Regions from separate parts of the Homo sapiens genome. Here region 1 is linked to region 2. The links are chromatin loops, found by intact Hi-C in ENCODE. Cell type or tissue: IMR-90. All regions are shown on one strand. Links, peaks and the distances in the headings refer to the core of each region. The heading gives the core; the rest is flanking DNA.

What was found. Hi-C counts contacts between places; a loop is a spot of excess contacts. Peaks named below come from ENCODE experiments on the same cell type or tissue, not always from the same donor. Only the 100,000 strongest peaks of a DNase experiment are listed, where the experiment ranks them.
Region 1: a loop joins it to region 2, with 4 times the contacts of the local background. A loop is called at or near these places in 6 of 110 quality-filtered maps.

What each region holds. Positions count from the first base shown.
Region 1 is chr5:179,262,660-179,270,720 of GRCh38, reverse strand. The region is part of intron 3 of ADAMTS2 (ADAM metallopeptidase with thrombospondin type 1 motif 2); the gene reads left to right. Among named protein-coding and RNA genes, the nearest start is that of ADAMTS2, 79 kb to the left of the region's middle. RefSeq lists enhancers at 4,562-5,455, 5,456-6,351. In IMR-90, for the core only: a CTCF peak has its summit at 3,456 (motif pointing left); a DNase peak (open chromatin) is centred at 4,920; H3K27ac peaks cover 4,363 bases.
Region 2 is chr5:179,489,920-179,497,980 of GRCh38, reverse strand. It overlaps LOC124901224 (U4 spliceosomal RNA), which reads left to right and starts at 5,824; the gene lies at 5,824-5,966. RefSeq lists an enhancer at 1,813-1,862. In IMR-90, for the core only: CTCF peaks have their summits at 1,903 and 3,739 (motif pointing right); a DNase peak (open chromatin) is centred at 3,750; H3K27me3 peaks cover 717 bases.

The sequences.
Region 1 (8,061 bases), core at 1,485-6,484, 230 kb after region 2:
CAGTGAGTGCCGGAGCTGGGTGGAGGGCCCACGGTGACCTCAGGCGTCCAGCTTTCCATCTGCCTGGGCCTTTTCAGGGCCCAGAGTGGCAACTGGGAGATACATAAAAGCTGTGTCCTGTGGCCAGGCATAGTGAGGGGCACAGCCTGCCTGGCACACAACTCCAGGACCTGGGTGCGGGTGTGTGTGTATGTGTGTGTGTGTATAGGGGACCCTTTCTTCCAGTGAATTCTGAGGGAACCCTGATATATCAGTGTGGCCCTGGCAGAAGCTGGCAGGAGGTGCTGGCTGGCAGTTTCTTCCTGCCTCCCCAAAAGCAACGTCTGGAAGTGGGTGTGAAGCACCCTGCTATTTATGTTCTGCCGGGGAAGGTGACACACCTGCCCTGGGTGTCCCAGTGGGGGATGGGCATCTGTCTGGGTGGCAGGATATCCCTGCAGCGTCAGGGGTGCCTCCTTTTCAGGATGTCCTGTTTTCCCCGAGAAGCCCACGGGCTGCTCAGGGTGATCTCGGGGACTCATGGAGCCTCAGGGAATCATTTTCACTAATAGTCTCTGTCATCCAAGATCAGTTGCTGGATTGCAGATTGCCTGGGGGAAACGGATAGAAAATGACGGTTTTAAAGCATTTCACAGACAGGCCAGGGATGAGTGTGTGCACTGGGCAGCTTAGGCAACACCCGGGAGAGGATGTTATTAGGAGGGGCAAGGGGTGAGGGAGCGGGGAGGGTCCTTTTCTCTCCTCCCTGGCCATGCTGGCCTTGGCAGAAGGGTCCTGCTCAGTGCTGCTGGCCTGGGAACCTGGCCAGGACCGGAGGCCGAGCTCTGAGGCTGGGTGGCCTTTTGGGGAGCAGTGGTTGAGGTGTCCCCCCAGGCATTCTGACAGGCATCTCCAATCCCTGTTCTCTGCCCTTCCCAAGGCCAGCTCTGTGTCCAGGGACACTGTGCTGGGGTACAGGGACAGGGCACCCTGTGGCATTGTCCTCTCTGGTGTGTGTGCATCTCATCCTGTGTGGGACTGTTGAGGAGGGAGTCCTCACGGAGCTTGAAACAATAGGAACATTGATATGGTTTGTCTCTGTGTCTCCACCTGAATCTCATCTTGTAGCTCCCATAATTCCCATGTGTTATGGGAGGGACCCAGTGAGAGATGATTGAATCATGGGGGTGGGTCTTTCCCATGCTGTTCTCATGATGGTGAGTGGGTCTCACGAGATCTGAGGGTTTTAAAAACGGGAGTTGCCCTGCACAAGCTCTCTCTCTCTCGGCTGCTGCCATGTGAGACGTGCCTTTCATCTTCTGCCATGATTGTGAGGCCTCCCCAGCCATGTGGAACTGTAAGTCCAATAAACCTCTTTCTTTTGTAAGTTGCCCAGTCTCGGGTATGTCTTTATCAGCATTGTGAAAACGGACTAATACAAATGCCTCTCTCACAGCTCTGTGGGCCAGAAGTCTGAAATGAATCTCACTGAGCCAAGATCAAGGGTGGACAGGGCTGTGCTCCCTCCAGAGGCTCCAGGGGAGAATCTGTTTCTGGCCCATCCCCGCTCCTGGGGGCTGCCAGCCTCCCTTGGCTTGTGGCTGCATCATGCCAATCTCTGCCCCCGGGTCATGTCGCCCCCTCCTCTTCTGACGTGTCCCTGTGCTTCCCTCTTGCAAGGATGCCTTGATTACATTTAGGACTCACCCGAGTAATCCAGGACAGGCTTCTCATCTCAAGAGCCTTACTGCAAGCACATCTGCAAAGCCCTTTCTTCCCATAGAAGGTACCCGTCTCAGGTTGCAGGGATCAGGATCCAGCATCTTTGGGGGCACCATGCAGCCAGCTACAGGATGTGAATGGCCCTCACGTACAAGGCTGGCCACGCAGTGCACAGCACACCCGGGAGGCGCCCGTCTGGGTCACGCGGAGGAGCAGCACTGTAGGCTTCACTTAGGCCTCCCCAGGGCATATAGCCCAGAGGCACAGCCCAGGCAGGCCCTGGTCCTGCTGCCTCCCTCACTGGACCCTCCACCCTGTCGTGTGGGAGCTCTTCCCTGCATGTCTAAGTGCCAGTCTCAGCCTGGCAGTCCTCCCCCACCGCCCGCGTTAAGGGACCTGGAGCGGCTGACTCCAAGACCACGTGCACAGAGAAGCCAACCCTGTGCTGACACTGAGGGCCTGTCTTAGCTTCCCAGAGACTGACCTTGGGACTCTGTGAAGGTTGCCACACAGTGAGAAAGACCCCGAGTCACGTGTTGAGCATGTGGTCTCTGTTTCAGACACACAGTGCCATTTGCAGAAAGACAAGAGCTGCAAACTCAGAGCCTGCAGGGCCTGGCAGGCAATGCCAACAAGGACAGCAGTGGAGGAAAAAAAGATAATTGCACCCACCCTTGGCCTGGCTTTCATTTCTCTCCTTTTGATGGAAACGTGGAGACCAAGAATACATCTCCACTAAAAAGAAACAGCAGTGGGAATGCAGCCACACGTGGTGTCCAGCCCTGGCCTTGCCATGGGCACAGGGCGTCTGGGAGGCCCTGCAAGGAGGGACAGACCCTCCTCAACTCCCTTGACCTCAATTTGGTAGAAGTTGGGTCTGGTGCAGCTGAACATCCTATCAAGAAAATCCAGACATCAGACTTTTTATGTGAACTTTCCTGATGTTAAAATGTGGCTTAAAATTTCTGGAATGAGAGGATGAACTGAGAAGGCTCCAGGAATCCAGCCACGGCGCTGAGCTCAGTGAGTCGGCAACAGCTGGCTTGGCAGGGCCCAGGCCGACCCGGGTACGAGAGACAGCCCCTATCACCATGCGAAAGGACCAGGCCTCAGGGGTCTGGGGAGTCACTCAGGAAGTGCCTGGTTGGAGACACAGAGACAGGTCCTGGCACAAGGACGCTGGCCAGGTCCAGGGCTCAGCCAGCAAATCCAGACAAAGCCCTCTTTCCACAGAAGCCTCCACATCAGCTCTCTGCCTCCAGCCCTGGGCCCTGCACACCCAGTGGGAGCTGTCATGCCTGGGGTCCCCTCCCGTGCTCACTATATAGACCAAACAAAACACGGTCCCCCATTGGCTACCCATGCTTTCTGTGATGCAGAGGTAGAAGCATCTTCTGCCCTCCTCTGTGGGCTGCTCTCCTGGGGCTCGCCCCGGCCTGGCCTTGGGACAGAGGAGGGGCAGGTGCTTCCCATCCTGGGGAACTGCTACCAGGCTGCTGTGCACACACCCTGCTGGGCTGAAGGAAGAGAAGTCAGACAGCAACGTGCCAGTGACCTTGGCTGCCTCCACCCCAGACACCGCCGGTGCCAAGCCTCTGCCTGCTGCTGTCAGGCTGCAGCATCCTCCCTGACGGGCAGACGAGGCACGCCACCACGGGAGCCTCTCAGCCTCGCTGCACCAAGGAAGGCCCTCCAGGAGACAGAGGACAAGCGCCGGCACTGGGCAGCTCCTCCATGTGGCTGAGCGTGGCTGCCACCTGCAGCCCACAGCCAGCCCTTCCCCACCAGGCCAGGAAGAGCCCCTCCTGACCCACAGTCTCCACCCTGTGACTTTGCCTTGAGTTGGGTAGGAGTTTTCCAGGCCGCAGGGGATCCTGGGGGAAGAGTGGGCGGCGGGGGTGGGGGCGGACCTCAGGCATGACAGTTCCCCCTGGGTGTGCAGAGCCCAGGGCTGGAGGCAGAGAGCTGTGGGGCAGCCTCCATGGAAGCAGCAGCCTTGAATGACCCAAGGTGGGGATGGCGCCCTCCAGTCTCACAAAGAGTTGAGTGTTTCAGCAAGCTCGTACTGGTTGCAGTGTGAGGGAGGCTGGTGGGGGAGGCTGGAGCAATGGCACAGGAGAGAGAGAGGAGCTCTGTTCTGTCAGACCACAGGACTGGGGAGCAGGCGAGACTCATCCATTCAGTGGCGAGCAGATAGCCAGCCCCACTGACACAGCGGATGTGAGGCTTGGCCCAGGTGGGGGCTGGGGGGCCCAGGATGGGGCAGGAGGGCCGTGTGCTTTGTTGGGGGGTGCCAATTTGCTGAATGCCAGGTCAGAGAGCCTTTCTGCCCTGTAGCTGTCGACGTCCATCTCAGCTTCCTGTGGCTGCTGTACCAGGTTACCCACACCTTAATGGCTTAAAACAGCACACCTGCATTCCTCACAGTTCGGGAGCTCAGAACTCTGAAATAGGATTTTAGGGGCTAAGATCAAGGTGCTGGCAGGGCTGGTTCCTTCGGGAGGCCCCAGGGCAGAATCCATTCCTGGCCCCTCCCAGCTCCTGGGGGCTGTTGGCGTTCCTTGGCTTGTGGCAACATTGCTGCAGTCTCTGCCTCCCTGGTCACGTGGCTTCTCCTCTTCTATAGCCAGCTCTCCCTCTTAGAAGGACACTTGTGATAACATTTAGGGCCCGCTGGGACCATCCAGGTTACTTTCCCCATCTCAAGACCCCTGATTTAAACACATTTGCAAAGTCTCTTCTGCCATATAAGGTAATGCTCACGAGTTTTGGGGGATTAGGACATGGACGTCCGGGGGTCATGATTCAGCTGACATGTCTAAGTGTTGAACCTTGGGTCCTAAGGGAGAATGGAGAGAGGGCTTTGGCTGGATTTGCAGGGTGAGCCCTGGACCTGGCCAGCGTCTTGTGCCCAGACCTGTCTCTGTGTCTCCAACCGGGCACTTCCCAAGTGACTCCCCAGACCCCTGAGGCCAGGGCCTCTGGCGTGGTGATAGGTGCTCTCTCTCATACCCTGGTCAGCCTGGGCCCTGCCAAGCCACTGTTGCCGACTCACTGAGTTCAGCGCCTCGGCGCTGGATCCCTGGAGTCTTCTCAGCTCATCCTCTCTTTCCACCCTGGAGCTGAGCCTGCAGCCCAGGCCCCGGGAAACCCAGGGAGAAGCACTGATTGTGAAACCCGAGGCGGCTCCGGGAGGCGTGCTTCAGGGCTGAGCGCACCCTTGGCAGACGCCGCGGCGCTCCTGTCCTCGTGCAGACCGGGCCCTTGGGATGGCTGTTGGAGATGCCAGCGCGGTGATGTGGCCCACGCGGAAGGGGTGGGCGGGGGCCGGCGCTGGGAAAGCCGAGGCTGCACATTCTCCGAGGCTGGAGTTGCCTGGGGTCAGCCGGGGAGAGCAGGAGGGGCCAGCTCCCGGGCCTGGCTGGCTCTCTGGCTGGAGTCTGCTGCTCAGAGCGCTGCCCTGTGGGTGCTTCCCACCCCCTGGGCTGTGAAGGCAGAAGCGAGGCTTGCAGCCCCAGCGAGGGCTGGGCCCCCCTTATTCCACAGTGGAGACGTGCCAGGGTGTGCTCCCCCTCCACGGCGTCTGGGCCTGGCACTCCGCCTGACAGCCCCCACGTGCGCAGCAACTCCCCTGTGCCTCCGACATAAATTTAGTCCCTGAGTCTCAGGCTTGCCCTTCCCCCGCCACCTCTCCCCTCCCGACATGGTTTCTGGTTCAGGGGTGGAGCCGACCAGGTAAATGTGGCTGGCAAGGGCCTGGATCTTTGGTGGAGCACCGTGGGCAGGTGACAAGCCTGACCCGGAGGATGGTGGCCTTGGCCCTGGCTTGGCTGCAGCCCCAACTCGAGTGCAGGGGACAGTTCTGGAAGACCGGCCAGTGGTTCTGAGGAGCTGCATTAGGGCTGCTCCCACAGATGCTTCCAGCACTAGGTGGGTGAGTGGGGTGGGCAGCGGGCAGTTTGGTGCAGGGTTCAGTGTGCTCAGCCCCACCCGGCATGCTGCTGTTGGTGCAGGGGTCAGTGTGCTCAGCCCCGCCCGGCATGCTGCTGTTGGTGCAGGGGTCAGCGCTGGTGCAGGGGTCAGCGCGCTCAGCTCCGCCCAGCATGCTGCTGTTGGTGCAGGGGTCAGTGTGCTCAGCTCCACCCGACATGCTGTTGTTCTGGCTCACTAAGGGGCCCAGAGCAGCTCACCCAGCCCCTCAGGATCTCAGAACCTGGGTGCTGAGATCTCCACTGTACCTGGGTGCAGTGGCACAGGGGCTGCTGGAATTACGCAGGGCACAGGGCGCCTGCCCAGTGCTCACTGCGACACTTGCTCTCCGTCCCCTTTCCCTCCTCTGCCTCGCCATCTTCCACAGACACAGTGAATTGATACTTTCTTTCCTTCCCTTGGATCTGTGTTGGGAATGTCCTCCAAAGAGCTTTTCGGGTTTTGCACAAGGTAACAGTCCCTGGCATGCAGACAGTACACGGCTCAGGGGTGAAGCTGTGATCTGCTCACGGGGGCATCTGGCGTTTGATCAGCAACTGTGGGCTGGGCATGCCCCCTCTTTTCAGGTCCCCAGCATGGCAGAGGCAGGCTTCTGGGAGAGAGGCATGTGTCCAGGGCATCTTTTCATGTCTGTGACATCTGTGCCTTGGATGTAGGAGCCTGCTGGCTGGGGTGAAGTTTGGGCAAGGAGCAGTGGGACCTGCTTGGGACCCAGGTGAGGCTTCCTTCATGCCCTGGCTGCCCCATGGATGACGGTGAAAGAGACATGGGCACCCTGCATAATGGGGACAAAGGGACTGCATCCCATAGTGGGTCCCTAGACAGAGGCCTCTTGGGGATAGAGAGGGGTGGGGCGACAGGTGAGAGGCGTTGGGTACCAGCATCAGGGCTGCAGAGGCAGCTGTAGGGACATCTGAAGGGGACAGGAAGCTCTTCCCCAGCAGCAGCGAGGACAGGCCTGGCTCAGAAACTGCATTTGGGTCCGAGGTCCAAACTCTGCCAGTTTGTGCCAGCCGGAGGCCTCTGACCACAGGCCCCATCTCCTCTCAGAATTCTCTGCAGGTTGGCAGACACTTCAGCCAGCTCCAAGCCTGAAATATTTTCTATAAAAATTTCCAATTTTCTTTGACCCGTTTCTCTTTGAAATTAATCCTAGGCAGCGCTGTGCTCTGGGCCCTGAAGGAGCTCTGAGCGGGGAAAGGTCGCGCAGTCAGATGGGCGTGCTGGCGTCTGTCTTCTCTCTCTCCTGCTCTCTGGCTTCATTTTTCTCTCCTTCTGTCTCACCTTCTTTCGTGTGCCTGTGCACACACACGTTTGGGACAAGGGCTGGATTCTTCGGCTGGGATGTCTCTCAGAGCTCTTGACTTGGTCCCTTTGGCTGGGGCTTGCCGTGAGGTGTGGGCTGCGCCACGAGCACAGCTGGTAGAGAACCCGGCCAGGAGCGCAGCTCACGCCTCCCACGCCTCCCATCCCAAACTGTCGGCACACCCAGAGAGAGCCTGCAGGACAGGACAGGAGGTGACCTGGGCACTGGGCCTGTGTGGAGAGGTGGCTGGTGCGCTGGTCTGGTTGGGAAAAGGCCGGGCACCTGAATGCCATGCGGGTTCATTAATGCTCAATAATAATGCTGCTCCCCAAATCATGGGGGAATAATGCTGCTCCCCAAATCATGGGGGAATAATGCTGCTCCCCAAATCATGGGGGAATAATACTGCTCCCCAAATCATGGGGGAATAATGCTGCTCCCCAAATCATGGGGGAATAATGCTGCTCCCCAAATCATGGGGGAATAATGCTGCTCCCCAAATCATGGGGGAATAATGCTGCTCCCCAAATCATGGGGGAATAATGCTGCTCCCCAAATCATGGGGGAATAATGCTGCTCCCCAAATCATGGGGGAATAATGCTGCTCCCCAAATCATGGGGGAATAATGCTGCTCCCCAAATCATGGGGGAATAATGCTGCTCCCCAAATCATGGGGGAATAATACTGCTCCCCAAATCATGGGGGAATAATACTGCTCCCCAAATCATGGGGGAATAATAGCATTAGCAGCTCTACTGCTTAGGGGGAGACTGAGGCTCAGAGAGGGCACCTTGCCTGCTGCCACAAGTGTATTTTCCTGCATTCACTCGTCACGTTCTTGCTATGTGTCCACCATGTGTCTGACAGGACTGGGTGCTGGGGCTGTAGCAGCGGAGGAACCCGATCGAGTCCCTGTTCTCTGGGCTCACAGCCCCGCAGGGGAGACCTGGTGAGCAGATGCTCGCAGACAGTGGAGAATCCTGTGAACAAAGTAAAACGGGGTGAAAGGGCAGCGTGAGAAGGCAGGTAAGGGAGGGAGGCGCCCCAGGTTGGTGATGATGGG
Region 2 (8,061 bases), core at 1,528-6,527:
TGGGAGAAATGTAAACAGCAGACACGCACAAGAGCACGGACTTCACCGGGTTTCAAGAGGAGAGGGAGCTGGGACAGGAGGCCAGGAGAGATCCCCACCCCCAGCACTGCCCTGCAGTGGCCTAGCCCAGGCCTTCTGGATCTGCCTACCTGGGATGCCCAAGAGGGAAACTGAGGCCCCACGAGCCCTGCACGTGGGCGGAGCCTGGCCTGACCTGTAGCTCCTTGGGAGGCTGAGGGAGAAGCATTGCTTGAGGCCAGGAGTTTGAGACCAGCCTGGACAACACAGTTAAACCCCATCTGTACAAAACACTAAAAAATTAACCAGGCATGGTGGCGCATGCCTGTGGTCCCAGCTATTCAGGAAGCTGAGATGGGAGGATCACTTGAGCCCATGACTTAGAGGTTATGGTGAGCTGTGATCGTGCCACTGCACTCTAGCCTGGGCAACAGGGTAAGATCCTGTCTTTTAAAATAAATAACATACAATAATATAAAATAAATAAAAATTATAATAAAAATGACTGTAGCGAGAACTCTTAAGGAGAGTCAAGAAGATATTGCAAAGAAACAATATGAAAAAACCAATCTCTTTAAGGGTTCTTCTCATTACAGTTTTTTTTTTTCTGATTCTGTCTTGTTTCTTCACTGGCCAACCCCGCTCTGATGCTTAGCTTGGGTCCCTGCCGCTCAAGCTACTATGTCCTTCCCATCAGTGCTGCTCAGTGTAGTCTTGGACCCATGGCATTCTGGCATCCCCTGGGTGCCTGTTGGAAATGCAGATTCTTAGGCCCTGCCCCAGACCTCCTGACTCAAATCTCTGAGGTGGAGCCCAGGACTGCATATGTTCCAGCTCCCCAGGGGATTCTGTTGAGACCCGGCCTCTATTCTCGGTGGCCTGGCTTTTCCTGCTTCTGTTGGGGGTGAGGCCCCTCCAGACTGAGCTGGTCAGGATCTAGGCTCTTGGCAGCCTGCATGAGGCAGGAGGCAAGTCCCTCTCTCGGGGAAGGCAGTGGCAGGTAAGCAATGGCAGGTGAGTCGGCCAACAAGGCCCTTGCCACTGAGCTGTCCTATGGAGAAGCCCCGTGCCTTTTTCTCAGGGCGCTCTGCGGGTGTGCCTGGGGTCGGACTGAGCCCCAGCAATCTCCCTGCATGTCAGTTACTGCTCTTACTTTCACTGTGGTCCCCGTGGGCTTTTTCAAGGCTCTGTCCTGGCCCAGGGAAAGGTGGACCATGAGACCTCACAGCCAGAAAGAAGCAGCAGCCAACTGAGTTTCCGAATGGATTTGAAGAGCTCACAGCAGAGGAGATACCAGTTTGAAAATCAAGATGTGTTTGATTTGCTTTGGCCATCAAGAGACACATCCTGAAGGACTCTGTCTCAACATTTTTCTACATAAAAAAAGAGTGGGGAAGAATGCAGGTTGGTGGGAGCTGGGAGATAAGGTCCACAGGCCAGGAGAGGGCCCCCAGGCTGGGTCGTGTGAGGCAGTGTCCATCTGAGAAGGAAAGTCTGCTGGCTGCAGGGTCCCAGCACCCAGGAGCTAGAGGAGAGGGGGTGGGAGGGAGAGCAGCTACGTGTCCCTGGGTTTCTTGAGCGAGGACTGATAAACCCCAGGGGCACGTGTAGCTGCCACAAAAGCATGCACCTCGAGTGCTTCCCCCTCCTAGCTGGCGGGAGAGGAAGGGACCAGGATGGAGGCGAGCTTGGCAAAGTCTTTCTGGAATCAGCATCCTCCTCCTCCTCCTTCCCAGACTCCGGGCCCCAGGCTCCAAGCACAGTCCATCCCTGCGGAGGACTTCCGTGGATGCTGGTGGGCACAGATGCCAGCCCATCATGTGCTACTCAGGCAGATGCTAGGGAGCCAGGGGCCAGTCATCGTTCTCCCTGATGCCAGGGCACCACTCTGAGGAAAGGGAGAGAAGGACAGGTTGGTCTAAATCCACCTGCAGGATCTGAGTGACCGTACATGGGGCTGGGGGCTGAAATTTTCTGAGAGGGACTGGATTACATTTTCAGAAATTGGAATCAGAAATTAAAACTGTGTTATGAAAAATAATGAGTTACATTTTGCACATGTGATGTTTGAGCCGGATAATTTGTGTTTGCCGCCTTTATACTTGAATGTGAAAGCACCTTGCACAGCACTTGGCATAAAGTCAGTGCCCAGTGATTACTAGTGAATGCCTTCCTAACTGTGTACATGGCCTGAATGCACACGAACACACGATGGAAACAGTCAGGGAGTGGAGAGGGTGTCCTGCTGATTACTAGTGAATGCCTTCCTAACTGTGCGTGGTCTGAATGCACACAAACACAAGATGGAAACAGTCAGGGAGCGGAGATGGTGCCCCGCTGATGCTGTCCTATTATTTTTATTCAGAAGTCTGTTTGCCTTTTTACACATTTTTGATCCTACCATATAAACGATTTTTATAACATTCATGTTATGTTACATTCACATTTATTGCTAATTTTTATAACATTAGTACAAGATGATTGAATTCCTCCTTGGTCAGAAGACCCACGTCTGAATCCTGGATCCACTACTTGTTAGTTGAAGCAAGCAACTGTGCCTCTCAGTCTGTGAAAAGGAGGCAATGCCTAGCTCAGGAGGCTGACAGGATGAAGTCGGAGAGGAATGAATGGAAGTCTCTTGGGACTCAGGCCTGCCTGATACTTTCTGGGCAGCTTAAAATATGTTTTCTGAATGTTAAGGGAAGCACAGAGCAGGCATGCATGCAGATGGGGGTGAAATATTACTTCCATTCTTCCATGTGTGAGTCCTAAACACACACCACCTCCCCCACACACAAACAGACCTACAACACATGCCACACGTAACACAGGCACAGGCACACGCACACGCACCGCAGCAACACACACTGCACGCACACACAACACAGACTGTAACACATACACACGTATACCACCTACCACACTACACAAGGCCCCACATTCACATGATACACATGTACCACATGCACATATATGACCCGCATCACCAACAAACACACGTGCATCATGTGTACACATACACATCATAGGTACACATCACATGCACACATGGCCCACAGGAACACACACATATGCCACATACTGCATGCATGCACATCCACAACACACGCAATACAGGCACATACAAGCCATATGTAGACACTGCGTGCACACACATTTACACCACACTACATGCACACACCATATTCACACATACTTGCACACACACCACTGATACACATACTTCCACACATGTCCGCAGCCTGCATGCACAAACCATATTATGCACACACACCCCATATACTATTAGGTTGGTGCAAAAGTAATCGCAGCTTTTGCCATTACTTTCAATAGCAAAAACTGCGATTACTTTTTTTTTTTGAGACACAGTCTTACTCTGTCGCCCAGGCTGGAGTGCAATGGGGTGATCTCAGCTCACCGCAGCCTCTGCCTCTGGGGTTCAAGTGATTCTCCTGCCTCAGCCTCCCCAGTAGCTGGGATTACAGGTGTGCGCCACCACTCCTGGCTAATTTTTGTATTTTTAGTAGAGACGGGGTTTCACCATGTTGGCCAGGCTGGTCTTGAACTCCTGACCTCAGGTGATCTGCACACCTCGGCTTCCCAAAGTGCTGGGATTACAGGCGTGAGCCACCATGCCCAGACAAAAACCGTGATTACTTTTGCACCAACCTGATACGTGTGCACAGACAAGTTCGGTAAGCAGGCATTGCAATAATTAAAGATGACACGAGGTGGCACCATGACACTTTTACTCAGAAATTTTATTTGCCTATTTTTATACAGTTGTGATTATACTCTATATTAGTAGTTCTCAAAGTGTAGCCAAAACTATTTTCATAATAATGGTAAGATGTGATTTGCCTTTTTTCATTCTTATTCTCCCATGAGTATACAGTGGAATTTTCCAGAGATGCTGTGATGTGTGACATTGTAACAGATTGAAGGCAAAAGCAGATCTGAGAATCAGCTCAGACATCTACCTAGAGATTTGCCAGCGGCAATGCAACTCACTAATTTTGCAGAAGATATTGTTGCTTTCCATACAAAATTATTTATTGTTAACATACAACAATGGGTTTGTTGTTTTTAATTTAAAAAATTGAGCAATTTGAATTCTTTTTAAAGCTTATTTTTAATTGAAAATGAAATTATTTAACGTGTACAACATGATGTTTTGAAATATGTAGACACTGTGGAATCATTACTATTTTAAAATAAGTAAATATTTCAAAACCTCCTCAAATTTAATCTGTATTACAGTAAAATTGATAGATGCAATTCACGTAAAGTTCCTTAGGGTCCACAGGAGATTTTCAGAGTATAAAGCTATCCTGAGAAAGAATATTTAACAATCACTCTTCTATATGTAATCACATGTCCACAAATACTTTTGAGGTTAATCATTTATTTTAAATTTATAAGGAACCAACAAGAACAAAGAAAAGGAAAACACTTGTAATCCTATTGCATGGGGACAAGAGACAATCACGACTGACATTTGCCAGGTTTTCTCCTAGTTGTGTTTCAGAGCATCTGTTTCCAGGTTAGTGTGTTCTGAATACAGGCTCTGTGTCCTACGCTCTGAATATGAGCCCCGCGTCCTAGCCTCTGGGTATAAGCCTTGTGTCCTAGGTTCTGGGTATAAGCCCCGGGTCCTAGGTTCTGCATATAAACCTTGTGTCCTAGGCTCTGGGTATAAGCCTTGCTTCCTAGGCCCTGGGTATAAGCCTAGGGTCCTAGACTCTGGGTATAAGCCCCGGGTTCTAGGCTCTGGGTGTAAGCCCCGCCTCCTAGGCTCTAGGTGTAAGGCCTGGGTCCTAGGCTCTGGGTAGAAGCCCCGGGTCCTAGGCTCTGGATACAAGCCTTGTGTCCTAGGCTCTGGGTATAAACCTTCTGTCCTAGGTTCTGGGTATAAGCCTTGTGTCCTATTCTCTGGTTCTCAGCCCCTTGTCCTAGGCTCTGGGTATAAATCTTGTGTCCTAGACCTTGGGTTAAACCCCATGTCCTAGGCTCCGGGTATAAGCCCTGTGTCCTTTCTGCATATAAGCCTTGTGTTTCCTAGGCTCTGGGTATAAGCCCCATGTCCTAGGCTTTGAGTATAAGCCCCATGTCCTAGGCTCTGGGTATAAACCTTGTGTCCTAGGCTCTGAGTATAAGCCCCACGTCCTTTCTGGGTATAAGCCTTGTGTCCTAGGCTCTGGGTATAAGCCCCATGTCCTAATCCCTGGGTATAAGCCCCGGGTTCTAGGCCCTGAATATAAGTTCTGTGTCCTTTCTGGTTATAAGCCTTGTGTCCTAGTCTCTGGGTATAAGCCCCATGTCCTAGGCCCTGGTTATAAGCCCCGAGTTCCAGGCCCTGGGTGTAAGTTCTGTGTTCTTTCTAGGTATTAGCCTTGTGTCCTAGGCCCTGGGCATAAACCTGTGTCCTAGGCCCTGGGTATATGCCCCAGGTTTTAGGCCGTGGGTATAAGCCCCAAGTCCTAGGCTCTGGATAGAAGCCCTGGGTTCTTGGTCCTGGGTATGAGCCCCATATCCTAGGTCACCAACCAGATTGAGAGCCCAGTCAAAGTTCTTTCTCATGGTGTGTCTAGGACGTCAGAAAACCTAGAGATGTGGCCGGACTCTGAGCCCCCTGAAAAGGGTTCCCAGACCTTTTGTGAGAGGGAGGCTTTGTCTGCCCAGAGCCCACCTAGTCTTGGAGTCTTGGAAGGCTGCCCGGCACCTCAGGTAGGCCTGTTTGCACCTCAGCCTCACCCTGGTCTGGGTATCCACTCCATACAGACATGTTTTTAAAAATTGAGGAATAGCTTTGTGCAGTGGCAGTATCATAGCCAATGAGGTTTATCCGAGGCGTGATTATTGCTAATTGAAAAATTGAGGAATAGTTTAGTAAAACACACAGATCTTAAATATATAATTCAATGGCTTTTTACAAATATCTATCTGTAGCCAACACCCCAATCAAGGCAGAAAACATTGCCACCATTGTAGAAAATTCCCCCCAATCCCTTTACAGTCTACTCAACTTCCCTTGTCCCCTAATCCCCAAGCAGCCACTATTCTGATTTGCATTCCAGAAAAGTAGTTTTTCTGGATTTTTTTTTAACTGACTTTCGCTCTTGTCGCCCAGGCTCGAGTGCAGTGGCGCAATCCTGACTCACTGCAACTTCCACCTCCTAGGTTCAATCAATTCTCCTGCCTCAGCCTCCCAAGTAGCTGGGATTAGAGGCGTGCACCACCACGCCTGACTAATTTTTGTATTTTTAGTAGAGACGGGGTTTCACCATGTTGACCAGGCTGGTCTTGAACTTCTGACCTCGGGTAATCCGCCCACCTCTGCCTCCCAAAGTGCTGGGATTACAGGTGTGAGCCACCGTGCCCAGCCTGGTTTTGAATTTAATAAATCTGTATGACATCCTTTGTATGGCTCCTTCAGTTCAAAACACTGTGTTTTTGTTGTTGTTGTTGTAGAGATGGAGTCTTGATCCATTGCCCAGCCTGCTTTCAAACTCCTGGGCTCAAGCAATCCTCTGCTCTTGGCCTCCCAAGTGTTGGGACTGCAGGTGTGAGTCATCGCACCAGCCAGAGTCCAATCGTGTCTCTAGTGAGAGCAGCCACTTTAATATAAAGGCTCAGGAATTCCTCCTCATGTTTGCTGCAGTGGCACTTGCCCTCTGAGTATCAGTTAGCTATTGTCACACTTATGCTGTGTAACAAACCATCCCCACATCTCAGTGGCAAACAGTAATAATCATTTATTTCTTACTCATGAGTTTGTGGGTTGGCTGGGCAGCTCTGCTCCACATGCCTCTCATCCTCTTCCTGGGACCAGCAGGGGCAGTTTCGTCTCTGGCTGATGGCAGGGCCCTGAGAGACGGCACATCTAACCCCACAAACACATTTCCAGTTTTGCTGTGTCATGCCTGCTGGCATCCCTTTGGCCAAGCCCAAAGTCAAGGGGTGGGAAAGGGAGGCTATGGCGAGGGTGTGAGTGTGGGTGAAAAACTGGGGCGGGTCATTCAATCTATGTTACCAGTTTCCTGACAATGTAAGTTAAGAGAAAGAGCTTTGTGGCTGACGCCTGTAATTCCAGCACTTTGGGAGGCCGAGGTGGGCAGATCACAAGGTCAGGAGATGGAGACCATCCTGGCTAACACGGTGAAGCCCTGTCTCTACTAAAAATACAAAAAATTAGCCAGGCGTGGTGGCGGGCACCTGTAGACCCAGCTACTCGGGAGGCTGAGGCAGGAGAATGGCGTGAACCCGGGAGGCGGAGCTTGCAGTGAGCTGAGATCATGCCACTACACTCCAGCCTGGGCGACAGAGCGAGATTCTGTCTCAAAAAAAAAAAAAAAAGGTAAAACTGGTTTGGTTTGCTAGTCCAATTATTTAGTGAATCAGTCCAGTTTATTAGAAATCCCAATGAGGTTGTTTTCAGAAGTGAGACAGGTCTGACCGGATCATTTGCAGAAAGCTCTGTTCTTGCTTTGGGACAGTCCTGCCCGCACTGGGAATGTGAATTTAATCGCCGTTCTCTCGCCGCTGCTCCTGCCCGCCTGGGACCAATTCCCTACCACACTGAGCTCATTGGAGACTTTAGTTTCATATTTTTAAGACCAGTTTAGTGCATCATCTCTGTCTTTATTTCTCCCTCCAGCACTTACTGTAGTTGATCTCTTTTATTTTCTTAGATTCTTTGGGGGGAGTTTATAGGTGGGATGAACCCATATATGCATGAAAATGTCTTTATTTTGCACCCCCAATTTAAGGCTAGATTGGCTGGGTCTTGGATCCTAGATTACGAATAGTTTTTTCTTTGGAATGTTAGAGAAATTGCTCTACTATCTTTTAGGATTCGGGATTGATGATAAGTCTTGATGTCAAGCTGACTTTCATTCTATTGTGACAACCTATTCTCTCGGTCAGAAAACTATGAGGATTTTCCTTTTTTCCTTGGTATTCCAAAATTTTGCTGCAATGTGCCTAGATTTCTAAAATTCCACTTTACTTTTTTTTTTTTTTTGAGATGGAGTCTTGCTTTGT